Regions from separate parts of the Mus musculus genome. Here regions 1, 2, 4, 5, 6 and 7 are each linked to region 3. The links are chromatin loops, found by intact Hi-C in ENCODE. Cell type or tissue: left cerebral cortex. All regions are shown on one strand.

What was found. Hi-C counts contacts between places; a loop is a spot of excess contacts. Peaks named below come from ENCODE experiments on the same cell type or tissue, not always from the same donor. Only the 100,000 strongest peaks of a DNase experiment are listed, where the experiment ranks them.
Region 1: it touches region 3 in a loop (5-fold over the local background); 6 of 42 quality-filtered maps call a loop at or near these places.
Region 2: a loop joins it to region 3, with 8 times the contacts of the local background. A loop is called at or near these places in 6 of 42 quality-filtered maps.
Region 4: a loop joins it to region 3, with 2.3 times the contacts of the local background. A loop is called at or near these places in 8 of 42 quality-filtered maps.
Region 5: a loop joins it to region 3, with 2.6 times the contacts of the local background. A loop is called at or near these places in 2 of 42 quality-filtered maps.
Region 6: a loop joins it to region 3, with 9 times the contacts of the local background. A loop is called at or near these places in 8 of 42 quality-filtered maps.
Region 7: it touches region 3 in a loop (17-fold over the local background); 13 of 42 quality-filtered maps call a loop at or near these places.

The regions. Positions count from the first base shown.
Region 1 is chr2:62,284,454-62,288,453 of GRCm38, forward strand. It overlaps Slc4a10 (solute carrier family 4, sodium bicarbonate cotransporter-like, member 10), which reads left to right. Exons shown (of 26, transcript NM_033552.3): 16 at 2,349-2,510. Among named protein-coding and RNA genes, the nearest start is that of Dpp4, 130 kb to the right of the region's middle. In left cerebral cortex, a CTCF peak has its summit at 1,584 (motif pointing left); a DNase peak (open chromatin) is centred at 812.
Region 2 is chr2:62,292,639-62,296,638 of GRCm38, forward strand. All of the region lies in intron 18 of Slc4a10 (solute carrier family 4, sodium bicarbonate cotransporter-like, member 10), which reads left to right. Among named protein-coding and RNA genes, the nearest start is that of Dpp4, 120 kb to the right of the region's middle. In left cerebral cortex, no CTCF peak of the experiment used is centred here; no DNase peak of the experiment used is centred here.
Region 3 is chr2:61,812,681-61,816,680 of GRCm38, forward strand. It overlaps Tbr1 (T-box brain transcription factor 1), which reads left to right. Exons shown (of 6, transcript NM_009322.3): 6 at 1-1,434. Among named protein-coding and RNA genes, the nearest start is that of Tbr1, 10 kb to the left of the region's middle. In left cerebral cortex, a CTCF peak has its summit at 2,422 (motif pointing right); DNase peaks (open chromatin) are centred at 84, 658, 2,188, 2,453 and 1 more place; H3K4me3 peaks cover 2,840 bases; H3K27ac peaks cover 3,840 bases.
Region 4 is chr2:61,709,362-61,713,361 of GRCm38, forward strand. It overlaps Psmd14 (proteasome (prosome, macropain) 26S subunit, non-ATPase, 14), which reads left to right and starts at 2,333. Exons shown (of 12, transcript NM_021526.2): 1 at 2,333-2,512. In left cerebral cortex, no CTCF peak of the experiment used is centred here; a DNase peak (open chromatin) is centred at 2,320; H3K4me3 peaks cover 1,872 bases; H3K27ac peaks cover 1,092 bases.
Region 5 is chr2:62,330,401-62,334,400 of GRCm38, forward strand. It overlaps Dpp4 (dipeptidylpeptidase 4), which reads right to left. Exons shown (of 26, transcript NM_010074.3): 25 at 3,856-3,929; 26 at 1-2,319. The coding sequence ends at 2,218. Among named protein-coding and RNA genes, the nearest start is that of Dpp4, 80 kb to the right of the region's middle. In left cerebral cortex, no CTCF peak of the experiment used is centred here; a DNase peak (open chromatin) is centred at 1,665; H3K27ac peaks cover 1,519 bases.
Region 6 is chr2:62,628,407-62,632,406 of GRCm38, forward strand. The region is part of intron 3 of Ifih1 (interferon induced with helicase C domain 1); the gene reads right to left. Among named protein-coding and RNA genes, the nearest start is that of Gm39839, 10 kb to the left of the region's middle. In left cerebral cortex, a CTCF peak has its summit at 2,257 (motif pointing left); DNase peaks (open chromatin) are centred at 154 and 2,214; H3K4me3 peaks cover 13 bases; H3K27ac peaks cover 1,260 bases.
Region 7 is chr2:62,456,457-62,460,456 of GRCm38, forward strand. The region is part of intron 1 of Gm13561 (a long non-coding RNA gene); the gene reads left to right. Among named protein-coding and RNA genes, the nearest start is that of Gm13561, 3.3 kb to the left of the region's middle. In left cerebral cortex, a CTCF peak has its summit at 1,890 (motif pointing left); DNase peaks (open chromatin) are centred at 688, 1,891, 2,355 and 3,964; H3K4me3 peaks cover 593 bases; H3K27ac peaks cover 2,725 bases.

The sequences.
Region 1 (4,000 bases), 470 kb after region 3:
AAATGTTTGGAGGAAGGAGGGGAGAGGGGAAATGTAATGGTATTATAATTATTGTTATTATATTGTAATTATATTTTAATTACATTGTAATTTCAAAAATCTTTAAAAACTAAAAAAGAAGGGAAAGTAATTATCAATTGCTTGAAATTTGTTTCAATGCTTTTTAGTCTCTTTCTATACATATATATATATATATATATATACATTTGAAAAGACATTAATAATTTCACATTCATATCTTCAAAATATACTAATAATTTCTATTTTAATTTTTACCAATTTATAGAATTGTTGAAATAGAATGTGTTGGAAGAGTAATTAGAATCTGTCAGCAAGTATCTTTTGAGTACTTACTATATTGTAAACCATGATAGACTAAAATGAAAGAAAGGCTTTGAAGTTTGTTTGCACGTCCAAAGGACTCCTTTTTCCCCTGTCTCTCTGTCTCTTCATTTCTTTGACTCTATCTCTGACTCTGTTTCTATCCCAAACCCCTCTCACTCTGTGTGTGTGTGGGGGGGGGGGGGTATATGTTGGACATGTAGATAGTATAAAGCTGAAAATAAATGTTGAATTCTGTAGTTACTTTTTACCTACAGAATTTACTTTTTAGAATCAGAGCCCCACCCTTGTTTCCTTGAAAAACAAGAAATAATAATACTTTACAGTTTGCTTTGAGTTGAGATAGCTAGCCTTGGCATTGGCGGTTATAGATAGGCAGTTGAATAATCTTTTCTTGCATCTGGCTTCTTAGGAGTAGAGCATCTGACCCACCTACATCCAAAGAATTCATAGAAGCCTTTCAGACATGCACAAAAGACTGCAGGTGCTCACAAATCACTATGTGCTGTGTGGGACTCCCACTTCCTCTGCTTAGACATCCTGGTGCACGTAACACTGCTTAGCAATTGTTCCAAGCATTTCTAAATGCACACAAAAAGAGACTGGAAATGTCAAAGATTTTTTTTCAAAATTTATTTATTAAGTTTAAGAAGGAAAATTAAAGCTATAAATAAGGCTAAGAGGTTTATTATTATTATTATTATCATTATTATTATTATTATGCAGTTCTTCAGTAGCTTAGTTTCTGTTCTCTGAATCATCTTAACATGAATAATTGAAATTTAGCTAATAATAAAGACAGTGTGGTGTCTGTTACATGGCTCTAAGTTATTCTGATTTTTCAAGAACCTTTAGACTCAGTACCTATGTCAAGAAGAAGTTGGTTGTTGCTTGCTTCCGGATGACAATGTGGCCACTTATTTATTTTAAATATTTCGGAGGAGTTTGTTTTATTCTAGAGTGAACTCAGGCGCTTGAAGTTTGGTTCAGTGAAAACAGCATATCTCTAAATTTTCTTTGACTATTCCACAAAGCAAGTCTTGTTCAGGGTCACAATACCTAGATGAATAAAAATTTTCCTGGCTTCTTTAAGCTGATATTTTCTATTTGTTTTGAATACAGTAATATAATTTTTAGAATATGAACGTTTTCCAAGATGACTTAGAAATATTTTTTCCTTTCAAAATATTTAATGCTTACATAAAATGCTGTTTTTCCCCCTTGAAGTTCTTTTTGACTTTGCTGCCACCTAATGGCTAAGACAGTAATTAATTTTTTTCTTTTTCTTTTTCTTTTCTTTTTTTTTTTTAACCTTTTTTTCCCCTTAAAAAACAAAACATAACAAACAAACATAAAAGCAGAAGAAATTCCGTGGGAAAGCAGAGCAAGCATGACCCTCTCCTTGTTCATGTAGGAATTTCTTTATCATTTCTTATTTGAATTCAACAATTACCGTATACGATTCAAATTTCCATTTCTTTAAATATATATCATCATTTTTGTTATCTTTCATAGCCTTCTTAGTATTGTTGAACTAGTTTTTAAAAATAATTACTGTTCTGCACTAGTCTATAATGCCTACCACAAGAGCGGTGCATGTACCCAGCTCTACCACATAGCATTAGTGAGGCTGAAAAAACATTGCTTAGTTTCTCCATGTCTCAGCTTTCTCTGGTATCAAATATAAATGAAAATATCTGTCTATGGTGTTGGTGTGAAAAAAACTAAAATGACATATTTAAATGCTTTATTATATTTCTGATGTTAGTACAAACTACATTATCAAACTTATCACATTTAAAATATATCTGTTATCTTGAACTTAATCGATGTCAGATTTAAACCCTATCCAAGTAGAACTTGAAATCAAGTGTCATACCTCTTAAGTTCTCTGTGGGAGCCATGGGTGAGCAGTCTAGGTGTCTCAGCTGCGTTTGATAGGGTGTTAGTTTTCTGAAAGAAATGCACTAAGTGTTCTTTACCAGTTGTGTTTCCCTTCCTCTCAGGAGTGCAGATCACTGCACGGGGAGTATGTCGGGCGAGCCTGTGGCCATGGCCACCCCTACGTGCCAGATGTTCTCTTCTGGTCGGTGATCCTGTTCTTCTCCACAGTTACCATGTCAGCCACCCTGAAGCAGTTCAAGACCAGCCGCTATTTCCCAACCAAGGTACTTGGGTTTAAATATTTCTGATCCAAATATAAACTAAATATTCTACATGCTCAAGGTTAGGGGAGAGTTACTGATGGAATGACATGAACTGGTAGAAAGGTTCTGAGAGAACTGGCAAGCTAGATTTAGGTCCTAGAACAGGGCTGGGAAGAAGCCCTTTGTGACATAGCTACCAGAGGTGGCACAAGCTCTTCTGCTTTCCTTCAAACTGAAAGGTCAACACTTCCCTTCCCATGTACAGATTTGGAAAGTCAAAGCATAGGCCATATTAGTGATTGTCACTTTCTTTCCCAGGGAGCAGTGGGGCCTATGCCAGCCTGACAGGAACCAGTGTTACAGTCTCTACATGGAGAAGCCTGGCACTGTGCACTAGGACACAATTTTCTTTTCTTTTTTTAAATGCATCAGTCCTTTACCCTAAGCCACCATGCTTGTATCTGTATATTTGAGAAAGGAAACAGGGAATCAACTGAGTTCAATATTTAACACTACAACATAAAAATCTGTGAGGTCTGAGTCCACCATGAAAAGGTCCAGGATGAGATTTAACAAACACACACACACACACACACAGACACAGACACACACACACACACACTCAGACACACACACACTCAGACACACACACAGAGGAAACAAATGTTTTTCAGACTGAGGTAAATATCTCAAAAAAATTCCACTTTGGTAAACAAGAAGAGTTCCTTCCAGAGACTGCTGCTTTTTCGGTCACTATCTTCTTCACGAAAGTTAACAGGCTTATCTCCTCCACCTTTCAGCTGAACCATTCTCTATGTCAGAATCTAACGACTTTGTTCATGGGTTGCAACAGCATACTAATAGAAAGCAAATGTTACTGATAGTTTTTAAGAGTAACTACTCAAAAATGTCCTTGGAGAGCTTGGGAGATGGCGTAGTCTGTGAAGTGCTTGCTCTGTAAACATAAGAACCTAAACCCAGGGTCCAAGAACCTATGGTAAAGGGCTGGGGGTGGGGGTGGGGGTGCCGGAGAGCTGGGTGTATTGGTGCACACCTGTGGTCCCAGAGATCACAGTGAGATTGCAGGGGGAAAGAGGTGAATCCTTCGTGTGCCTTTGCCTGAGCTATTGGATGAGGTTCCAGGCCAGTGAGAAATGGGGCCAGCATCTCAGGAGGTTTTTCTCTGACTTGCACATGTGCACCATGAACTGTGCACCACTGCACAATGGCTTTCTACAATGAGAAATGGTTTGAAAAATGGCTTATATAAAGTTCATTTTATATCAAAGAAATTTTTAAATTTGCCTACATCATTGTGTATATTAGTAATTGTCATACCTTAAGTAATTAAAACACGCTTCTTTAATAAAAGCAGGTAATGCCATTTAGTGGTCCTTTGGATTCATAATGTTAAAATATAATGTGTATTCAAGAGACCTAAAATTCACCTGATGCAGGCCAGACAACTTTATTCTGTGTTCCAAATTTTCACATACTTGGGTTTATAATAG
Region 2 (4,000 bases), 480 kb after region 3:
CCAGTCCCTGAAATAAACACGACCCCGTATGTTACATTATTTCTTTTGTTACATGAATAAATCAGTATATATTTAACTTTTTAAATATAAATTTTAAGTCAGCATGGATTTAGTGAACAACAGACTGGCTTCATCATACTGTCTGTACTCCACAGTAGTCAGTCTGTCCTCAGCCACTGCACTGTGAGCACTCTACACGCATAGTGTTCAAAACAGGGTCCCTCCAGCATTGTCATACTTTAACATAAATAAAGCACCATTATTATTAAATATTATTTGTCTATAACCATTTTCTCCTATATGTTCCACTATGATGTACTCTGTTGTTGCTGATTCTCCTTTTGACAACAAAATATTACTTCTTACAATACCATTTATTAGGAATAACAGTTTGTCCGTGGCTATTCTCCTTGCCTATTGAAATTTTTTTCAGAGTTTCCTGGCTTTGGCATGAGCTTCATGTTCATGAAAAGATGTTCCCTGAGTATATTCCCAAATCACAAGCTAACTATACTTCCAGCCTTTATTAATTTTTAGTTTTAAGCTCCTCACAACCTTGGTTGGAACATCATTCCATGGACTGTGTTCTTTCATTTCTGCACAAGCATGTGGTAGTCAATGCAGCATATATCCGAGTGCATACCGTCTCTTCATCATCTTAGAATCTTGTCATCTTAGCTCTCTTCCAAATGTATTATAGAGCTTTTGATTTTTCTGCACCTCATTTCCAGAACTAGTCATTTTCATTCACATAATACTTTTCATAACATCAAAAAATGTTTTCATAATAGTTTTGTACTAGTAAATACACAATAAGGAGTTGAGCTACTCAGACTATCCGACTCATTGGTTAGGTAACTTACTATACCCAAGAACAAGGGAGCATAAGTTAGCAAAACTCCACATCACACCACTGGCCTTTGTGTCATGCAAACATTAAAGTAGCCACAAAAATAAAAATATGACCAGGAAAATTAATATATATTATATAGATGCGCAAATAAATCCATCCACTCTCTAGAATTTAGGACTTCCCTGTAGAATTGCTGGGGGCGGGGTAGGCAAAGATTAACTAAATCCTTTTCAAAGGCATTAAAAACAAAAGCTTGGTTTTGTTTAGAGCATACTCTGTGAAAGTGGAAATAAAGCGAGACATTATTTGTAGAAGAGAAAGTTTCTGTTAAGATACAGCTCTGGGATTTTCTACATGTTTCTGTAGACAGTTCAGGCTTCTTTTGACATCATTTTTAATAAACAGCAATACAATCCCAGATCACTGGAGCAAATGAATGCATTCACAGCATTCATTTGGCACCACGTTCCCTTGATGACTATGGCATTTGATATGTTCTTTTTTGCCCTCTTTGTCAGCCTGGTTCCTCATGTCAATCTATAGTCTTTTATGTGGTTAACGTGACAGATGCAGGAAATTGCTGCCAAGTTTGAAATGATTTCTTCAGCAGTGGCATCTGGGTATCAGATGGTCCTCTTGGCTGGCCTCTTGTCTTGCTGCATGTTGGTTTTAGTGGGGTCTGGTGTAGCATCACCTGTTGCTATGCTCCCTCTTCCTCCCATATGTCCATTTCCCATGATTCAAGGATGAATGTGAGAATAAAAGCTACAGTTCTGTCTTTATTTTGAAAAAAAAAAAACTACAGAAATATGTTACAAGGTGCAGAGGTCTCTCTCTGACAAAGGATACTTCCCTTTGGCTGGCATGCCTAATCAGCTAATAATTTGTTTGCAACGAACAAGTTTTTAAAAACATTTTAAAAGAAAGGCAAGAAGAAGGATGCTGATTAATGAATGGAAATGTCAGAATTGCCTTATCTCCTTTGGTTTGCATTAAGTCAAATTGTACTTATTGTGCAGCATAATTAAGGGAAATCATGTATTCATTTTAAAGACAGAATTGTTCTCTCTGAAATAATTATCTTGCCTACTTCTAGAAATCCAAAATTCCACTGTTTACATTTATTTAAACAAACAATAAGAGCCATAGGAAATTATTTTTAGGAAGAAGTCTTTCTTTTCTCCATATTATTAAATTTAGTGAATATGGATGGTTAGAAATTAAGGATGTGCTAAAACGACAATATTGAAAAGGGAGGGGTCTGTCATCTTTTTTCTTTTGTGTCCCCTGGCACTTCTCATAAATACAAATTCATTTTTGGTAGTACCGCAAATTTAAAACAATTCCAGAGGCACAATTGCATTGAATCCCCTTGGGTGCAGGAATTTGGGTAGATTCTAATTCACACTCTGATTTGCACTCCCTAGAACAAAGCACTCCTATAACTGCTTCAGGCGCTGCTCTTTAAGATAGTGAGTTTCATGCTATTAACCTATAGCTTATGAAATGTTTTGCTGAAGTCTTTTTCTTATGCATGTTTGATTATGCTGACGCCAGGATGGCTTCCCATTTTCTAGATCTCCCTGGGTGTTTTATTCTCACTACCAGGCCAAATGTAACTGCTCTATTTATTCTATAATTATAACTATTACATTAGATTTTAATATGTGTTTCAAGAATATATGTTTCCTTGTTTTAAAAAAGCCATTCTACTCAAGAGACAGAGGTAAGAGGATTGTCAAGTTCAAGATATATAATGTGTATATAATGAATTATAGGTCACTTGGGCTACATAATGAGAATAATGAGACCCTGTATAAAGAGAGAGGGAGAGAGAGAGAGAGAGACAGAGAGAGAGAGAGGGAGAGGGAGGGAGAGAGAGAGGGAGAGAGAGGGAGAAAGGAGGGAGAGAGAGAGAGGGAGGGAGAGGGAGAGGAGGGAGAGAACGGGGAGAGAGAGAAAAGAATTTCAATCTGTAACATCTATTGATTGTCTCTTGTCTGTTAATAATTATGCTAAGAAACTATGGAAAATACTGAGAAATGATTTGATGTTATCTGTCCTTAAATTTGGATTTATTATAGTAGAACCTAGCATGTACTTGGTATTTATGATAGAGCAGACACTACTCTCAATCACTTCTGGAATTAAATAATTTAATTATCATAACCTAATGAGATACCTTTTATTGACATTATCAACTTCTCTCAGCTCGGAAAAGGCACAAGAGAATAAATGATTTACCTAAGGCCATTGTTGAGCCTTTATTTATTTTATCTGTAAATTTTCACTTTAAATATATTTTTGAATATAGATTCTTCTATCATATAATATGTCTGGCCACAGTTTCCCTTCCCTCCCCTCCTCCAAGATCTACCCTCCACCACCATTTCCTCTTCAGAAAAGAGTAGGCTTCCAAGAGACAACAGCCAAAACAGGAGAAAACAAAATACAGTAAGACAAAGCAAAAGCCCTTATATAGAGGCTGGTTGAGGCAACTCAATAGAAGAAAAAGAACTCCAAAAACTGGCAAGAGAGTCAGAGATACACATGCTACCACTGTTAGGAGTCCCACCAAACTAGCAGCCATGACATGTACACAGAGGACCTGATACAGAGCCACACGGGCCCTGTGCTTGCTATCATTTAAACCCAGCGATGAGTTTCCAGAACAGACACTTTTGGTCGTTATGTTGCATGAACTTTGATGAAGTAGTACTGAAAATAATAAAGTCAGAGCCAAGTCACAATGTAAGTCAAGATTTTTGCCACCTCTGTGAACAGCAGTGCACTTCAGCATCTTTGGTTGTCTCCTCAGAGACCTACCCAATCAGCCAGTCAAGAGCAGTCTCTGAACATACTGGCACCCACTTTACTTACTTAATTTTCTGCCTCATTTGAGTGCAGAATAGTGATAATGGAGCGGGATTACAGAGGAGGCAGAAACACAAATGCTGTTATTTCAAGGGATGGCTGGAATCTCTGGTTGTTGAAAAGAAAACAAAATGAGAATAAAATCATGGGGCACTGAGATAAACGTGAGAATAAATAAGAGCAGTTGGGCTCTGTGATACTATATTTTCCAATAAGACATGATCCCTGAAATGAGAGCACGTTATGGTAGACAGTATCTTAGAACTTAGCTAT
Region 3 (4,000 bases):
GTTTTCCAACTTTTCGTCTGTGAGGTTATGATCCTCCCTGTCTTTTTTCCACCCCCTTCTCCTTGCCCCACTCATCCTCTCCTTTCTCTTGGAATGAAACTCTTCAACTTTAGGAGACCTGGGCAATCCTGCCAGGCAGCAGCGATTCCGACCCGCCTTGTCTTGGCCTCCCTATTTAACCATAGGATGTTGACTCTAGAACCTGCACCCACCCAGCGCGTCCTTTCTTATACCCGAGTGGATGGATGGATGGATGGATGGATGGTAGGGATGTTAATACTTTTAGTGGAACAAAGCCTGTGAAATGATTGTATATAGTGTTAATTTATTGTAACGAATGGCTAGTTTTTATTCTCATTGTCAAGGCACAAAACCAGTTCACGCTTAACTTTTTATTCCTTTCCTTTCTTCTCCTTTTCTTTTTCTCCTCTCATTCTTTCTCTTCTCCCACACCCTTTGTTTTCTTGTGAGTTATTAAAGATATTCTAAGAGGCTCTGGAAACACGAAGCACTTCATAGTGGTGGCTTTCTCACTTCTCAGTTCGTTGCATGATGTAACCACTGTGTGCCCTGGTGCACACAATGTAGCTAAGGAGAATCCACCTGAACACCTGTAAAAGCTAGTTGTCTGTTCCTAGGCGAGTCGAGTAAGTGACACGATGCCTGCCAGGCGGACTTAACTGGAGTTCTATGTGTTTCTCCCTTCCTTCTAAATGGAATGGCCCCACATCAGCAATATTATTTTGCCTTATTTGTTTTTCCCCAAAGTGCCAAATCCATTACTGGTCTGTGCAGGTGCCAAATATGCTGATAAACTGTTTCTGACTATCTTTTCAGACCCCACTCCACCTTTATATGCTGTAAATCTTTGTAATGAGTAATCTACTAATGATATAGATGACTGAATTGTTGGTAACTATAGTGTAGTCTAGTGAAGATGAATTGTGTGAGTTGTATATTTTACTGCATTTTAGTTTGAAAAACGATTCCCCCACCACTTAGAGACAGCTGAAATTTGACTTTCTTGGGAAAACACTAGCATTATTGCAAGTAAGACTGATTCCCCCCAAGTCTTGTTATATTTGATAAGGAGCATTAATCCCCCTGGAAATAGATTAGTAGGATTTCTAATGTTGTGTAGCAAACTTATACTTTTTTTGTACTTTAAAATCAATGTGAAATATGCATCATACACAATATTCAATCTAGATTCCAGTCTATGGGGGGATTTGTCCTAATAGGAATTCAGGGTCTAAACGTGGGTATACTTTGGCTCTCCTGTAAATCAAATGTTGTGATTTTTTATATTTGTTTTGTTTTGTCTGTGAATTGAATAATTTATACAAGTACACACTCCACTGAGAATCGTTTTGTTTTCTGCTCGTTTGTATCGTCTGTGTATAACAAGTAAAATAAATCTGGTAAAATGCTAAATATGGTGTTGAGAGCAGTTTACAGTTTGCAAAGAATTATTATAGGTTATGGCTTTTAGGGGTTAAGCAAGACTAGCCCCTCTTCCTAGCTCTGGGCAGTCTGACAGTAGCCACTTCCTACACCCGCTCTTTTATAGTACCACCAGCTATTACTTTTTTCCTATTTATTTACAGTTAGTATAGTTCTCTTTGCTGCTGTATGCCTTTTCTAGGAAAATATATAAACTGTCTTTGTCCCAGCACTCATTCTCTCCGAAGCTGAAATGACAGGACAAGGAGGGTCTGCAGCTGAGCCAAGGATTTCTTTAAAGTTCACACAGTAATTTGTGAGGCATTAGGTTAGAGTAGGGTGCAATATAAGACAAGTCAAGAGACAAACTGTTGCCTGCAGATGCTGAAGATTTGGTTTTACCAAGAGGCCTTGGAGGTGACTGGCGAATCTTTATAAATGCAAACTTGGACGGGCCTTCCTCTCAGAGAGGGAGGTCTCAGGGCATTGTTCCGGGTGAGGTGGAGAAAGACCCACAGAACCAACACAGGGAAAGGTTGTTGTTAAAGAACCGAATTCAAAATTTGCTTTGGAGAGGGGCTGGGGATTGAGGGTGATGCCTGGAGTCACCTCGGTGTCTTCTGTAAGGGGATCCTCGCTTCAGTTGCAGTTTTACCCAGGTCAGGTCCCCACCCTTGAGAGCAAATGGCAATGAGGAATTTCATGAGAAAGTTTGCAAGTCTGTCTTTACCTCATAGAGGCGACTTCTGTACTTTTGTCTCCAAAGAGGGTGATTCCTGAAAGGGACAAGAAAATGGTTCAACCTTCTCCTTTAGTCTCAGTTGGCCTGGAGGTGACAGAATCAAACTCATCAGCACCCAGAGAGTGTCCCGTGTCACCTTTGTGGTGCAACAGATGTAACGAAGCTTCAAAATTGCAATTAAAATGACAAGTCGAGGGGGAGATTTCACCGATTTGCCTTCCCTGGACAATCCCGCCACTAGACGGCGTTCCATGGAGTCTCGTGTGCCATGGAGAGGGAAAAAAATGATGACTGATTTTTTTCCTTTGTTTTTCCTTTCCCCTCTCCTCACCTAAGAAGTAAAGACGACGGGGAAAAAAAGCACCAAACATGGTGTGTGTGTATATGAGTAGGGAGAGGAGTGAGCAGTGTACTCCCGTGACCGTGCACCCGCCCCGGGCTGTGCTCGGAGCCCGCCCGCCCGCTCGCCCGCTCGCCCGCCAGCCCGCTTGGCCTGGCCCAGCAGCAGCAGCACGTGCTGCCCCGGGCCGCGTGCAGGAGCGCGCGCTCGCGGGGGCGTCAGCGCTCCAGGGCGCGTGGCCGCGGGCTGGCCGAGCGCGCGCTCCGACCCCAGACCCGCTCGCGGGAGCGCGCCGTCCCCGAGCGAGCGCCCCCTCCAACCCCCCCCCCCCCCCCCGCCGCCGCCTCCCGGGCCCCGGGTCCAGGCGAGGAGCGAGGCCCGGAGTGGTGTCAAATGCGTAAGCGAAGCCCTTAGCTTCCGAGGAGCGATTTCACAGGAACGGAGCGCCTCGTGCAGCAAAACGCGCCTTAGCTGCTCTTAGCCAGCTTCAAAAACACTGGCGAGGTCGTTTCCCTCGCAGCTCCGCCATCTGCTGTGTGGACTGAGTCAGCGTGAGGGAAAGCTGCAGCCACGCGCTCCTCTCGGGGGCCGCGTGCTTTCCGGGCCCCCTGACGGCACCCAGGCTGGGTGGCTGCGGAGCGAGGGGACCGTGGCTGCGGACGGGCGACTGGGGCCCTGGGGGCGGCCCAGGGCACGCCCCGGGTACCGGGTGGCTTTACCCAAGTCCAGGCCCGCCCGGGGATGGCCGGCCCTCGCCGTCAACTCAGTCCCCTCACTTCCCAATGGCGTCTCCACGCAAGGGAAGAAGGCAGCAGAGAGGCGAGAGCGCGCTACTCGGGTCTGCCCTCGCCCGCTTTCCGCCCCTGGCCACCCGCGCCATCTTGCAGGCCTCCAGCCTCTTCGCCCCGGTGCTGGCCATCGAGGCTGCTGGGGTCCGGAGGCGCCGCCCGGAGGCAGAACCCGCCGGGCAGAGGCGGCGGAGGTGACCCCGAGGCCGCGCGATGAGGGCCTACCCAGAGCCCAGGCCTTAGGCCTAGGCCTAAGCGAGCTGCTCAGCCTAGGCCAGCAGGAGCAGGACGGTGGGCATGCGGGTGGAGAGCAAGCCTGGGGTTCTGCTGCAGGATCAGGCTGTCACCACCTCCGGCCTCAGCACTCAATTGCCTTCAACCTCCACCAGCATTTTCATTATGATTTTTTTTTTTTGATCTGCTGGAACTTAACCCGTTTATTTCACAAATCACATTGTTCCTGGTTTTTTGGTTTTTTTTTGTTTTTTGTTTTTTGTTTTTTTAAACAAATAATGGGAAGCAATTAGCAGGTAGGAACTTAGGGCAGATGGACAACGTGATGTCCTTAAATTCTGAAGTTATATTCTCTGACAAATCCAACTGTTAATGGTTCTTACTTCCCATGTGACTCACGTTTTGAGGGGTGATAGTATTTATTCTTTTAGCACCGCAGTTTTAAAGGCTCAT
Region 4 (4,000 bases), 100 kb before region 3:
ATCATAGCATAGATCAGAACGCATTTTAGCCTTCATCAGAGATACTTCTTGTAGTAGATGTCAGTTAACACAGAGACTCTCCGTGAGACAATGCACAGGGAATAGGAGTATGTGGAGTGTTCAGCTTCAATCATACATCATATCTCATCCCTTCTTCCAAGGCCCAGGGCTCTTTTCAGAAGATTAGATGGAGAGATTGCCAGAAGCAGAGGTGGTGGATCAAAGAAACTGTTTTTTAGACATTGGGCGGATGCACAATAAACTCATAGTAATGTGACAACATGCATAAGAAGTAAGCAAACTCAAGCCAGACAAAACTCCAGCATAGTGGTGGGAAGGTAGGTACCAGATCCTACCACTAGCAAAGGGAAGGGAGAGGAAGAGACAGCTTTTAATTATGTAACCCCAGGCAGGTCAACCACATTTCCTGTTAGTTGTTAGTTGGGCAACACAAACTAGACTAGATAGGGAGGAGTGGTTCCAGGTTGGGTGCGAAGAGAGGGAAGGTTTGAGAGAGGGGTTATAGAATGAGCTGGGAAGTGAATATGTTTAACGTTTATTAATTCTTTGAGAATTAATACAAATAATGTTTTAAAATGTGGATGTTTATGTATGTGTGTGAGGGTACGGTGCTCTTGAGAGAAAAGGTCACTGAATCCTCTGGAGATGAAGTTACAAGCAGTTTGCCGCCCACTGTGGTTGCTGGAAAATGAACTTGGGTCTTCTGGAAGAGCAGCAAAAGTGAAAGTGATTAGTAGCTGAGCCACCTCTCCAGGCCCAGTAAGACTTAACCACTGTCTTATTAGGGTTTTACTGCTGTGAACAGACACCATGACCAAGACAACTCTTATAAGGACAACATTTAATTGGGGCTGGCTTATAGGTCCATTATCATCAAGATGGGCAGCATCTTGATGATATCAACATAGCAGCATCCAGGCAGGCATGATGGTACAGGAAGAGTTGAGAATTCTACATCTTCATCTGAAGGCTGCTAGCAGAATACTGTCTTCCAGGCAGCTAGGATAAGGGTGTCAAAGCCCACACCCACAGTAACACACCTACACCAACAAGGCCACACCTACTCCAACAGGGCCACACTTTTTAAATAGTGCCACTCCCTGGGGCAAGCATATACAAACCATCATAACCATATTCTTGTAATAGCCATATTCCTTTTGAGTTTTACTAAAGGGGAATGATTCTGTAATCCATTCTCTTCTACCATTCAGTAGTTCCATGGTGATTTTTGAGTCAGGAATGCTTTTAAAAAAAATTAGGGCTGGTGAGATGGCTCAGTGGGTAAGAGCACCTGACTGCTCTTCTGAAGGTCCGGAGTTCAAATTCCAGCAACCACATGGCGGCTCACAACCATCCATAACAAGATCTGACTCCCTCTTCTGGAGTGTCTGAAGACAGCTACAGTGTACTTACATATAATAAATAAATAAATAAATAAATAAATAAATAAATAAATAAATCTAAAAAAAAAAAAAAAAGAAACGCTTTAAAGATGCATTTTAACATATTTGAGAAAGTGGGAGTAATCCATAAACATGGTGAGTGACCTAAACGGCGTCCCAGGATGTGATAGAAACTTGCCAAAGTTAATTTGAGTAACTTTGTTTTGAAAATCTAACACAAAGATAAAAGGCCGTTATCGTTTAATTATGTAGAGAAGTAGTTTTTTTTCAATACGTATTGAAACAGCTGAAAATAAGAGGCAGGAACACTGGAAAAACGTCAAATTTCCTTGAGGTTCCCCCCCCCCCCCCCCCCACACACACACAGGGTTTCTCTGTGTAGCCCTGGCTGTTCTGGAACTCACTTTGTAGACCAGGTTGGCCTCGAACTCAGAAATCCGCCTGCCTCTGCCTCCCAAGTGCTGGGATTAAAGGCGTGCACCACCACCGCCCGGCCTATAACCCCTTTTTTAGGCAGTGAAGGCAAGAAGAGGTAAACTTGTATGCGGAAAGAGCCTGTATATTTCTAACCATCTCCCTATCCCCCACCCCTTTAATTTTTGCTTTTCAAGTGACCAAGAAAACCTTAATTCAACCTTTTACATTTTGAGGAAGGCCACAAAGGCGAAGGACAGAACCAAGCCAAGTCTAGCCTCCACAAGGCTGATAACTCCAAAATTCCCAAAGCATGGAGACCTCAGTGAAGCAGGATTGGCACTGTGAAAAAAACCAGGAGGGCGGAGCAGCTCGCCTGACTTCCGCCTCGCGGGGACCGGGACCAGGCGGCCTGCGCGTGCGCTGTGTGCTCCTCCGCCCCCAGCCGGCTCCGCCCCCCCCCCCCCCCCCCCCGCCGGCTCCACTCCCCGGCGGACTCCAATTGGCGGTAGAAGAAAGGAAGCCGAAGGAAGCCGGGAACCCGGAAGTACTTCTCTGCAGAGGCCTGGGCGACTCTTTTGAATGGAATCGGGCTGATTCATCGCCTGTTCTCCGAGCCAGGTCCTTGTTGAGTGTGAGGCGCTGCCCTCGCCGCCGCGTCGCCACAAGGCCAGGTAGGATGCAGACCGCGAGCTCTCTTCAGGCGGCCTCAGCCGAGCCCCGAGGCGGGCCTGGGACGTCCGGGAGCCTGCCTCGCTAGGCCGCCTTCAAGCCTTGGGCTTTCCTGAGTCACGTTGCCCAGCCAGGTTGCCGGTGGAGTCCGGGGCCTGATGGGATTGCGGACCCCTTGGTCCTTTCTTCCCTCACCTCCGGGTGTCCGGCAGGGTTAGGGCTGGATGTCATCTCCTTGCAAACGTTTCTGCTTCCCTCTAGCTTGGGAACCTTTAACCCATCAACTGGCAGAACCCTGTTTATGATCTACGTGTGTTCGTCTTTAGATCTTCCTGTGTTGAAAAACTTCCAGTCCAGGGAAGAAAAGGAGCGAGGATGTTCGCTTAATCGTTTGTCCTGCTAGCTTTAAAAACCTTCAGAGAGGCATGCTTTTAATCCTGAATGTTTTTAGAATAAAGTTGGGTTATTCCTGCTATGCCATTACTTCTTGTACTGCTCCACTTGAGTACTGGTCTGTGAATGGTTACATGTCCATTTTTGAGTAAAGTAGAAATCAACTACCGCTGCTGCGGGTTATTAGAACTCAGTTTTCCCGTGGGTCGATCGAACTCAGTGTCTGCCAAAGAATGATGCCCGCATTTCAAAAGAGTCTTAAGAAATTTGGGAACGCTTTGTTTACTTATTAATTTGGAGATAGGTTCTTACTCAGTATATCTGCTTGGTCTAAAACTAATTATGTACACCAGGCTGGCCTTAAATTAATATAATCCTGCCTCAGTTTACCAAGTGTTGAAGTTAAAGGCATGTAATTCCACTTTAGCACGGAGTGAAAAAAAAGTTAAAATGGCAACCAAGTTCCACGTCATGGCTGTGGTAGTTTGTAATTGGCCCCAATAGGCCCATAAGGGAGTGGCACTATTAGGCAGTGTGGCTTTGCTGGAGGAAGTGTGTCACTGTTGGGGTGGGCTTTGAGGTGTCATAAGCTCAAGTGTGGCACACAGTCTTCTGCTGCCTGTGGATCAAGATGTAAAACTCTGAGGTACCATGTCTACCTGCATGCCACCATGCTTCTCACCATGATGAAAATGAACCTGTAAGCTAGCCCCAATGAAATGTTTTCTACAAGAGGTGCTGTGGTCATAGTGTCTCTTCACAGCAATAGAATCTTCAAGACAGTGGTAAACACTTCTAATGCCAGAATTCAGGAGGCAGAGGCAGGCTGATCTCTGAGTTGAAGACCAGCCTAGTCTACAAAAACGAGTTCTGAGCCAGTTAGGGCTATACAGTGAGATCCTGTCTCACAAAAACAACAACAACAACAAAAATAATATGAAAGCGCTAGTAAAGATCTAATTTATAGAAAAGGCCTTAAATGTTAGCAAAGAAATACAGTTCTCATGTGAACACTCGCAGTACTAGGGAGGAAAAGGTGGGGAGAATCTTCTGCTGTTTGAGGCCGGCCTGGTCTGTGTAACCGATTATAGGTCAGG
Region 5 (4,000 bases), 520 kb after region 3:
AAACTTACTCTTGAGTTCACTTAGAACTTCCGCATCAGGTTCTTAATCTAATTCACAACTCTTACGGAACAGTAAAACTTGTGCTATGAGAGTCAAATAAAAACTGAATTTATTCACATTATCACCATTTGAAACCATCATTGCCTGAAAAATGTGTGCTGTGATATTTGATTAATTCAGGCTCCAGAAACAACATATTTAGAAACAAAAGGAACACAAAATTCATGGTTTGGCTATTATATAAATATTATGTGATACATCATATAAGATATATTAATAAAATCTAGATTATTATATAATGGGGTTTAGATTGATGAATTCACAACGGGTAATTTCTGTTTATGTTTTCACACTGACAGGAACATGTCACCTCTGTCCCTTGATCTAGAACTTTGCAGGTGGATACTGCTGCACATGGTGAAAGTGCTGTATTCTAAAATAGGATTATAGCCAGAAACCTACAGGCTTACTTACCAGCAGTGCTTGCAATGGAAGAATAGGACTTGAGACTTACTTAAGGTGGAGTGAATCCGTGGGGGGGCCTGGGAAGTGGCATCAAGCTCATGAATATCTAATCCCACCCTTATTTGATAGGTAGTTTCCATTTCTGCCACGTTTGCAATTCATGCTGTGGCTCACCTGTCCAGAATAATTTTATCTAGCACTCTGGTCTGAAACTGCATTTAAATGTGTGAAGTCCATTTTAAAAATGCAGTTGTGTTATAAATAATTGAAACAAAACGTAGTATTTTCTAAGTTATCCAAACATTGCTAAGTCAAGTTCAATATCAGAATGTATGTTTTCTATTATATCACCCCCCCACAAGAAGAGACCAGAGACAAAACAATACAGAAAACCCTGGAAAGACAAGTCAACCAAAACGACTCTGCTGATAGTGTTCTGTCCCATGCTGTGAGCCTCACATGCTCCCCTAGATTAAATTATATTATGAATTCCATAGTATTTAAATGACCAAATTATTGTTAATTGATTTCTCCAAAGCTATGTGATAAGTGTGAAAATAGACATTTCAGGGGGTATTAGAGAAACCCCTATGAATCATTTAAGTTTAAACAGTTTTATGTATCTAATTTTTTTTAAAAAAAAGCTGAACTCTTTCCATGTTTACAAGACAGTCTTGGATGTCTAACAAGTTAAACAAGAACCTTTGAACAAATGTGTCCATATGTCAATGCGGTGTAAGTTTGATTCAAGACATAACCCATTACCTCTGAAAAATGGAAGCATATTTACTAAATGACCAGGCAAAGTTCCAGTGTGTAGAATAGAAATAATAACACAAAACATTCTCATTTAATTTTCCATTAAAAAGCTAATGAAGTTAAAATATTTTAATTAAAATGCTCAAAGAAATGAAGTAGGAAAAACTAATGCAAGTATTCCTTCATGTTAGAATTTGTGACACAAATATTTTCAACTTTTAACAGGGCAAGTCGATATGTTCCAAGCTGCCTCTTTTCACTAGGAGACATCGGTAATTTTCAAAAGCACATTTACAATGCTTTCCCATCACCCTTGCTGTGTTTTTGTAGCACCTATAGCCATAACTGGCACCTGGGGCCCTTACATTGCTGGCAGCGTCCCTTGCATTTCTTTGGAGTCTATTCAACTGCTGTGGTTTTACTTAGAAGTCAGTGCTTTGCATATATGATTTCCTGAGACTGTTTGAATAGTCTTTCTCAGAAAACTGTGCCAGTCTGGCAGTGAACAGCTCTTCTCGAGGCGAGCTGACAGTAGCCTGGTTGGTTTGTATGCTTGGACCTGGGTTTCTAGCCATACTCCCTGCTCCCTCTTCTCTTGTTGCTGCCCTAATGACATCATTACCCACATCTTGTCACCCACTTAAATAAGGGAAACGAGATTTGGACCAGTCTAGTAAGGAAAAAAAAAATTGAAATTCTGCTCAGGAAATCTATGCATAGCTCTTGCAAAAATAATTTATATTTGTTGTTTCAGCAGCTGATGTGGAAATGATTTTAAATGATAAACAAAACAGAGGGGAAAATCCAAATTGCTCTAAGGTAGTAATCTGTTCTGGGGACAGGCATCCTTAGTTAGGATTGCAGGTGTAAAACTGGAGAAAGCAGCCTGAAATGTCTCAATGCAACATTATTAAGATCTTCATCTTAACAGTGCACTTTTGAGATAATGAGAACAAATGTGGTCTTAAATAAGCTATGGAGAGCTATGCTGTGCTAGTGTAAGGAGAAGCACTGCTGGAGGAAATGGCTCATGTGGGAATAGATGTGCTGGTGAGCTGTGCTGCTAGCGATCCCGTGGTCTTCATCCGTGTACCACTGCAGAGAGAGAGAGCGCTCAGGATTAGGAGGTCCTCGGTCTTTAGAAGGGAAAATTCAAATGAGCTCTTGCACGGTGTAAAAACAACGGGAATGGTTTATAAGCCTAAGTGTGATCAGAGAGGGCGTCTAGTTCTCCACCAGAGCTGTTCAAGACATGTTCCGTCCTGAAGAAATCACTGGTCCTCTTTTTTGGGGGGTGCTGAGAAAATCCACTATGCATTTGTGTTTACCGCAGAAGACTTTAAACATGGGTATATTCTAATTAAAATACCCAAGTCAACCTTTAAATGTGACTCAAAGGTCACTTAAAAACTACACTCTGAATGGGAAGGTTTATACCAGCAGGCATACTATTTTAATAGGTGCCAGCAAGGGCCAAATCTCTCTACACTTGAGTATGTATTAAAATAAATAGATTTTAAGGACAATTTTCTAATATAAGCATCTAATGGCTGGAAAAATCAATTTTAATATTAAAGTCTTATATCTGTAACATAAGTGAAGCCAAAAGACAAATGTTTTATTTACCAACATTTAAATTTTACACTGGAAATTAAGAACTCTGTATATCTGACATTTATGTCAGGCAGGTACATATTCCTGAGACATAAGTTAATTTTAATCATGCCTCAAGTATTATATAACTTTGCTTTAAACATGGAAAAAACAAACCTCAACTTCTTCTGAGAATCTGGTCCAAAATATATGGCAGGTTTTCTCAGTACAAAATAAAAAATCCACTCTTACATAGGTGGGCACTATTGAAGCGGAGCACACAGCTAATTATGTGTCAGAAGTGGAGGGACACTATTTTCTAGCCAAAACAGTTAAGAAAGTTGTGTTGTTTTATAGCATTGTATTATTAGTGCAAGATGCACATATATATATATATATATATATATATATATATATATATATATATATATATATATATGTATGTATGTATAAAGTCTGATGAAGAATTCTAATGAAGAAGATGAGTTAGACTAAATACCCAAAACCTCCTCTATACAGGCAAACCCAGCCCCAGCCATTTCTGACTTTATAAACAAGCCTAATTGTTTGCTGCCTGCAGTTGTTCAACAAAAGATAATGTAGCGACTGCAAGAGCTGAAGCATGCTAACTATTAATACCCCACTGTTGTTAGGATGGCTAGTAATCATAATAACAGAATGGATTTTACATTTCAGCTATTATCATGCTGGTTTCACTTTAGAATTACTCTGCCACACATTTACAGAATAAGTGATTACTTTCGAATCAAAACAGGGAGAGACTGAACCATCACAGGAATAGAAGAATGGTGTTTTGACACTCCCAGGATATGTAATACTGTGTTTCTCAACCTCAAACTGTCTAATATTTACTCTGTGTATGACTCAAGGATAGCACGTCTCCAACTTCACAGCGGAATGATAAGGGGCCTCTCTTCTCTTCCTGTCATCTGAGACTTCCTTGGGAAAAAGTAACTGCCAAAGGGGAAACTAGACCCACTAGATATTTTGTTCCCCCTGAACAAAGTCTTAGTATACCATTGCTTGGAAATCCACACCAGCATCCACCAGGGCTTTGGAGATCTGAGCTGACTGCTGAAAGTGAACATTATCTGTGGGAAAGACAGTGAACAAACAGCCGTAAACAAGTAGCTAATAGCCTCTGGAGTGTTCAGATACAGAG
Region 6 (4,000 bases), 820 kb after region 3:
CTTTAGAAATAACAATCTTTTCTTTGAGAGGAAATAGATTACTTTTATTTTCAGCTCTATGTATATGGATCTACACACACACGCTCACATTTTGGTCTGTCATAGTTCGCTCTGTGTGCCAGGGAACATGTGTTCCTGCAGAATGGAGAGAAGCCACCTCCACCCACCTTGCATATTCTATCCTGGATCCAAGCTTCTAGGAAATGAGTTCCCCAAAGAGAAAAAGAAAATCTCTCTCAGAGCCACAGGCCCACATGGCCATCCACGGAGCTTCTCTCTGCTCCTGTTTATAGATGTGTGTGTGTGTGTGCACACACACACACACACACACACACAGAAATATGTCAGCTAGAATTAAATGTGAATCATTTGTGATGATGTTGGCTTAACTTGTATCATCTCGGCCTGTTAGTTATCCTTTGCGCTGGGGTCCAAACACAGAAAGAACTGATTAAAATATAGGGGTGTAAAAGCTACTATACCCACCAGAAGAGCTTGTTCCTTAACTTAATGATGAAGGCACAATGTTTTGAAGTGTGGTCAGTCACAACTGTAGACCTTGATGACCACACTAGAAGTCTTGACATTAACAGGACCGTGGACTGGAAGATGTGAACTGGAAATGCTTTAAATTCAGAGATGCCTGTTGGAAAGGCTGAAGACTCTAAGCAACCCGAACCAGACAGCAGGGAAGTACAAGTGCAGATATCATTAAGGGTGCACAGGTAATGCTCAACAACAATTCTTGCATTTCTGTCCCCTGCAACCCTGTTACATCACATTTATGACACACCACAGCTTTTGTATAACTTCCCTTACTAATGACATCCACTCAGTCTGAAATGTTATCAGTCACCCCTGTTCATAATCCCACCATAAGGCAGCCCTCCCTGGCTCAGACAAATGTCTGTCCTTCCCTCCTAGCTAAACTTCTTTGGGGTAACCTACCTTCCCACTCAAGTCTGCCTCTGAACCCTTTAACCCCTAGACTTGGGGCTTTTCTTTCCTTTCCATTGATTTTCCATGGCGTAATTACTGTTTCTTCTTGGGAGCATGTAATATCTGTTTTCTTACCAAGGTCGTATAATTTTAAGATATGAACACAATGGTTTGGTATGATCTGACCAACTCACTTCCTTCTTGCTGGGAGTCTGGCTTTCAGTCCTTTGCAACTCAGGATAGAGAAGGTAAGATCTGATAAACAAATTAAAATCTGTTATGATTCTGCTAAAAATGTTGTTTGTAGTGATAAAATAAACCAGTCTAAATTAATTTCACTGTAGAATCACACCACTCAGTTTTCATACGGATAAAAATACCTATGGCATTATCGTTGAACTCTGGATGACTGACTGTAGCCCTTTTAAGACAGCTGTGCAGTTGTGAGTCACACAATACGCTCAGTTTGAAAAGAAACATAAAATCCTTTATAAGCATTAATCACAACATATTCATATTCCTTCCTTCCCCTCCCTCTCTCTTCAAATTACTCCCTACCCTTAAATGGCCCCAGTAGCACTGCAAATTCTCAGAAGTCAATGGTAATAACTAAATTTAAGGAAATATAAAAGATAACTCACTCAATTTGAGCCAATTCTGAAACAGTAATATATTGCTACCACAGTGATCTTCCTTTAGCTTCAAATGTTGTGGCATTTATTTCTAGGTTTCTAAAAATCACTAGATTTTCTACAGGATAGTGATATGGAATGTTATTCTGATCCTTAAGTGCAAGGATAAATTTTGTGACACTTTCACAGAAATAAGTATAGACCAAGCCTAAGATTGGTCTTTGGTCTATGAAAAGGAAAACAACAACAAAAACAAAAACAAAAAACAAAAAACAAAATAACAAAACAAAACAACAATAACAAAAAGTGCTGTGACAGATTGGACCAGGGAGAAAGAGGCTGTTTTATAAAGGTCAATTTTTAAAACCCCTCCTACAGAACATGATCTATGCAAAATATATCCACAATATATTCCAAAGCATAATGTCACCGGATAAACCTAAGGAGTTGAACATATGGGGGAATGAAAAAGAAGGTATTACAGTCTGAAAACAAGCAGGTTGGTGAGCTCATTAGCTGGGGTAGAATTTTAAAATCTTCACGTGAACGAATATATAAATCAAAATATACACATGCGTGCTGGGTCATGGGCCCTATGTATTCACACATGGCTAGTTACATTATCATTTTTCACTCTTGGAGAAATCCTTTCTCTTTATAAATGTCAAAGCGCCCTCTGCTGATCATTCTGAGGTACTTGCATTTCTAGAGTCCAAACAAGGTGCTCTAATGGATCCAGAAGAGAAGCTTCCGGGTTTGTTGTTATGCAGTGTTACATAAAAGTGTTTCTTCCAAACTCAATAGCATTTCCCTTGTTTGAAATCTCATTTACTACACTTTTGTTTTACCACGGCACTTTATTTCCTAAATGTAATAATAAAATCTCCAAGTTAAAAGGTAACTACTCACTTGTTTTGACAAAGCAATAACAGATATTTAGAAATGACTCTAACTTTTCTGGAAATGTACAGAATTAAAATAACCCATAGAATGGGTTAAGTCCCTTTGGAGTCTTCCATGTGAATATGGTCTAAGAAAACATCAAAATTCTGTGATATTTTCTTGTTCTAAAATCTCCAGTGACTTCAGAAGGCAGAAGAGGCATCTACATCCCGACAGCCACATTAACAGTTCTAAAATGCGCAGTTGCTGTTTAGAAGTCACTGTGTCAATTTGGGAAAGGCAATGCTTTAAAGAAAACTTTGGTTTATTTTAATTAATAACTACATTTTAAGGGGGGATAGCATCTCTCTTAAACATTTTTCTTTATTTGTGAGAATTTCATACATGTCTTCAATAAAATCATCAATAGACCCCCATTTTCCTCCTCCTGCTTCCCCTAAGCCCCCCACATTTCCCGCAATGTGTCTCCTACCCTACTTCACGTGTGTGTAATCCCAGTCAATTCTGAATGATGAATGAGCGGAGAAGAAGAGATGCCAACACCCCACGTGTGCTGAGAGGGTGAAATGGCCATCTAGAACCTTCCACAGGAGAATTCTAGTCTGTCACCCTTAGAAGGAAGGATAAATGTCATTAAAGATGGGCTCCCGTGCGAGCCACTGCGGTGACTGGCGAGGTGTGAAGGAGTTAGAAGGCTGTAAAAGTGACTCCGAAAGGATCTTCATGGAAAAGCTACTTACATCTAAGGGGCTTAAATGCAACAAACTACCATAAACTAAAAGACATGCTAGCGGGTTCAGCAAGATAATAAGAAATATCCTGACATAAGTTACAAACTTCTCTTTCCTTTTATTACTGCATATTTTTTTTTTAAAAATCCAAGTTTACAAAACGCATGCAGCTTAGGAAACAATATTTGTTGTTGTTGCTGCTGCTGTTGTTACTTCTAACAACTACTAGGGGTATTAGCCCATCTTGCTAGAACACAAAATAAACACACAATATCTTTATCAATAAGCTGTGCATGTCATTCAAATAGATACCAGAACCTATGGCATGCTTCCGCAAATATTTTCACTGTTAACACTAAGAACGACTAGACAGGCAAAATCCTCTATTAAATTTAGCAATAAGTATTGTGAGCCAAGTAACTCCATGGGTGGGATACAGAGATGAGTGGCAGAGCACTTGCCCAGCAGGAGAGAGGCCATAAATCCAGTCATCAGCATTTATCAGCAGCTGCACCTAAAGCAACCCTCTGGTGGAAAGGCATCATGTCGTCACAAACAAGCAACCCTCCATCATGGGCTTGGAAAAGCTCAGGACGGGACTAACCTATTCACAGATGCAGACACTGGAAGACTCTGAAAGGTCAGAGGGTTCCTGTGAGCCTGACGGGCTTCTAGAAGCCTGTCCAGCTTACTATACGAGCTCACTCTCTAACCGGTATTTGAGTATTTTGCACTAAGCTTAGCCCTAAGGTGCATTGTATGGCCAACCTCACAGAGTGGGAAGCTGCCCGGGCG
Region 7 (4,000 bases), 640 kb after region 3:
TCACTCTGTACTCCCCAAATTATGTTTCAGTTTTAGCAAAATATATTAGAAAAGAAGCAGAGGAAGGAAGGCTTTGTACTGATTATAATTCAGTGACCACAATCCAGTTTCATAAACTAATCTCAAAAGAAAACCTGGGAACGCAGCTCTGGGTTTCCCGAAATGCTTTTCTTTCTGATGATCAGTATTTTCATCGTCGTCGTCGTCATCATTATCATCATCATCATCAATCATCATCAAAGACGTCGTTTGCTGCTATTTACTCTTTCTTATCCTGTGGTGTCATAGAGATGTCCAGAAGCTGCGTAGAATGAGCACAGGGATTGGGTGCAGAAGCAAAAGCAGAAATCCATCTTCTTCCCAGGCAAGAAGAAATCAGAGACACCAGGTGCTATACACAGGCCATTGTCTTTCTGTACTTTATCTGTTTTATAAAAGGTATTCTTCACGTAAAATTATACAGTGGGAGAATTCTAACTTAAAGTAAACAAGCAGTTATCAATTTGTTTTCATTTAGAATATGCTAAGCATAAACATATATTGCCCATACAAATATGGTGCCAGTATTTAAGAGAGCACAGGTTCCCTGACCTCAAAAACTTTAAGAACCTCTGACTTGCCACTTGCTGGAAGATGAAGGCTCTCCCAGGGAGAGGCTGAAGGGTAAGACACAGAGTCCTTCAGAGACTCCTGACACTGTGACCTGCAAGCAGGTTCTCTTCCCAGGGCAGTGGCTGGAACATGTGTAGGAAAGGCCTCAAAAAGTTCCGCTTGCTCTCGGCAGCTTTCCTAGTCTGGAGCATCACGAAGAACATTCATTTAGTAAGCAATTATTCTGACAATCTGAGCAATAAATGAGTCTCTTTTAGAAAGTAGCATTTTTTGCAATCTCCATGAAGTCTTGAGTATGAACACAATATATCACTATAGAAAATGTAGAGAATTCTGAAAAGTCTTAAAAACATGAATTTTATTTCCCCGAGAAGATAATTAGCATATACATTTCCTTTCTGTTTTAAACAAAGTTATCATGATTAATATTTAAGTTGTTACTTTATGCCTAGTGTAGTTTTTAACCCCTTTTAATAACTGTTTTCTGTTTTGCTAATCAATTGGCATTATTATATATATGGAGTAAAATATTCTCTTTGAGTTACACAAATAAATGTATACTTCTGCAATTGTACATGATCAGTCATTCCACATTATTAGCTTTTATAATAATGAATACAACCTTACTAAAATATTAATTTAGTTTACACACATTCACTCCTGCAAAAATGTATATCACAGATGCAAAAGTGTTTATTTTACTACTGACAAAAATATAATAAAGATGTAACTTCCTCCCAGATTGCATGCTCCTTTATTATTTTTGCTATTGTTATAACTTATTGAGAACTTAAACAAAATTCGTGTTTTCCTTCCTTTGTAACATAATTAAATGCAGTTGGATTTTGTTTTGGAAAATTGTAAATAAGGAAGATTATGGAAATAACGATATCATTGAAGGGAAATAATGATTGCAACAATATCAAAATGTACTGTAAAACAAGAAAAAATAAAACAGTATGGTTTGATAATAAAGACTGAGAAATGAAAATACCTCCTGGGAAATAGCCGAGCAAGCCTGAAATTGGTGTTTAAGTATAGACAGTCTCACCAATATGCCGCAACACTAATAAACGTTCAAAAAGCGTTGCAAAAACTACCATGGCTTTTTTCTTTTTCTTTTCTTTCTTTCTTTTTTTTTTTTTAATCTTCTTTTCTTCCTTTTTTTTTTTTTTTTTTTTTTTTTTCCTCCCGAAAGAACACAAATTCCTTTTCTAAAACAGCTAGTTTAGGGAGATAAAATTGGAAGAAAAGATGTATGGTGCCATCTAGTGGTCTTTCATATAACTGCACAATACTGTTCTATGTCGTTTCCATTCGCAAAAATTAAAATTCTTCGAAGAATCGAGAAAGGTAAATTGTTTATTAATAAAATATTTAATGCATACTTCCTCAGCACTAATTTAAGAGAAGTCTAATTTTAGTGCTGTTAAGGTGATTGTTAGGTCCTCAGAGATTAAGGTAGGCTGTGTAATTATCTGTACTTAACGTACAAGAAATTACAGTTCCAGACATTTACATAAACAAGCATGCCAACCTGTCATACTTTTTTTTAGTAACACAATGAAACAAAAGAACAATTTGAATAAAAGCACGCTGATTGAAAATTCATATATGGGAGCAGAACCTGCCAGCCGTTATAAGTTCTGAATAAAGAACACAATTTGAGAAACCTGTTCTTTGGATTGAGGTGCCGGAGGCTTGGCGCTTGCCCTCAGCTGTTGCTAGTGTGGCCAAGTAGTTCCTGGAACGACTGGAGACTCCATCTTTTCTCCCAGCCTCCAGGTAGGAGCTACACACATCTGTGACCATCGCCACACTGATTGTCTGCATCCGTCCCCATCAAACAAACCAAAGGTCCTACATTCACACGGAGAAAACTTACAAAGCAGCCCTTCCGGTTCAGAGAACAAGTTCACCCTGCCCCTAAGGTGCCTGCAGCAATAGTTCCCTGCTGTAATGAACGCCTTCTCCCCGAAAAAGTCTCCGTGGACCATTGTTAGTCCCCTTCGCTGGAATTTGGGGTCTGCCAGTGAGATAATGGGACCAGTGTATTCCTGGCTTGTCATTGGCTGAAGCTTAAGATGTAGAAGCTTCAGGTGGTCACCTGAAGGGTCTGAATAACAAGGGGAGGCAGGGGGATGAAGTCCAAGGAGCAGTGATCAGAAGAGAAGGAAGAGTACCCTAACTAGATGCTGTTGCCCTGCTCAGCCTTATTGGGTTCTCCTTGATGTCTCAACACCTGCCTAGTGACCCCTTCATTTTGGTGAATCGTATGCAAATGCTTTTCTGTCTTTTGGTTCAGAAGTGTATTCTATCACTCAGCAGCCATATTTCTTCTATGCTGTGTCTGAGTTCTTTTGCATGACCTGTGAGAGCTCTCGTGACCTCTCGGTTTCCCTCACTTCTGGGTCTTTCCTTCTCCCCAACTGGCCTTTTACCCTTCTCTCTACACCGTAAGCACTAGCTGTATACAAATTTCACTTCGTGGGGTTTACCAGCCACTCTTCAGGCTATCCTGAGTGCTCCAGAAAACGTTTTATTATCTTTCCTCCCCAGCTTCGTTTTAACCTTCAGACACAAGTCCAAGTCCCTTAGGTCTCTCAGACTTGGATCGTTTTCTTGGCATCATCCCATCGATTATTCTGCATCCTGTTACTGCTTTGCTGACTCTGCGTCAAAAAAAAAAAAAAAAAAAAAAAAAATGGCCTCTTCCTTTGGAAGAGACTAAGCTCTTTGACGGATGGATGGTATTTGTCTCCCTGTGGCTTTGTACTGAACCTAGGCTATAGTAAGCACTACATATATGCCCAAAGAACTGACGAGACGTGTCTGTTAAGTGAAAACAAGTAAGGCTCAAGTTTGCTCTAAAACGTTTCCTGGGAAGGGCTGTGTCTAATTGACCTCGTTTCTCCTTCAGCTGGAGTTTGTAAATCCCCCACCACCACCACCACCACCACCGTTTTATGAGAGCTGTTGTTTCAGGTTTCAAAATGAGACTCCCCTTTTCAACGTGACTCTTACTTAAGTCAAAGCTGAATGCACACAATCGGTCTAAAGATTATCTCTATTTTGTGGACATGGGTGGTCCAGACACCCACAAGGAGATAAATAAATGTTTGAGGTGGGTCCTTCAATGATTTTTTTTCAATGGATGCCAATTTGGCAAGCTTGCCTGGGCCCTACCAGTGTGAGGAACCATGATTTTGGTATGATGTTGGGGAATTTGTGGCTCCCATCTGCTGGTTATCTCGCAAAATGTAGAGCTGAGAAAAATCACATACTGATTAAATCATAGAATCCCACACTTGGAAGGGACTTCATGAGATGATCGGGCCCGCCTCCTGAAGGTCAATGCATAAATCATCTTGTGCAGATGGCTGTTTAT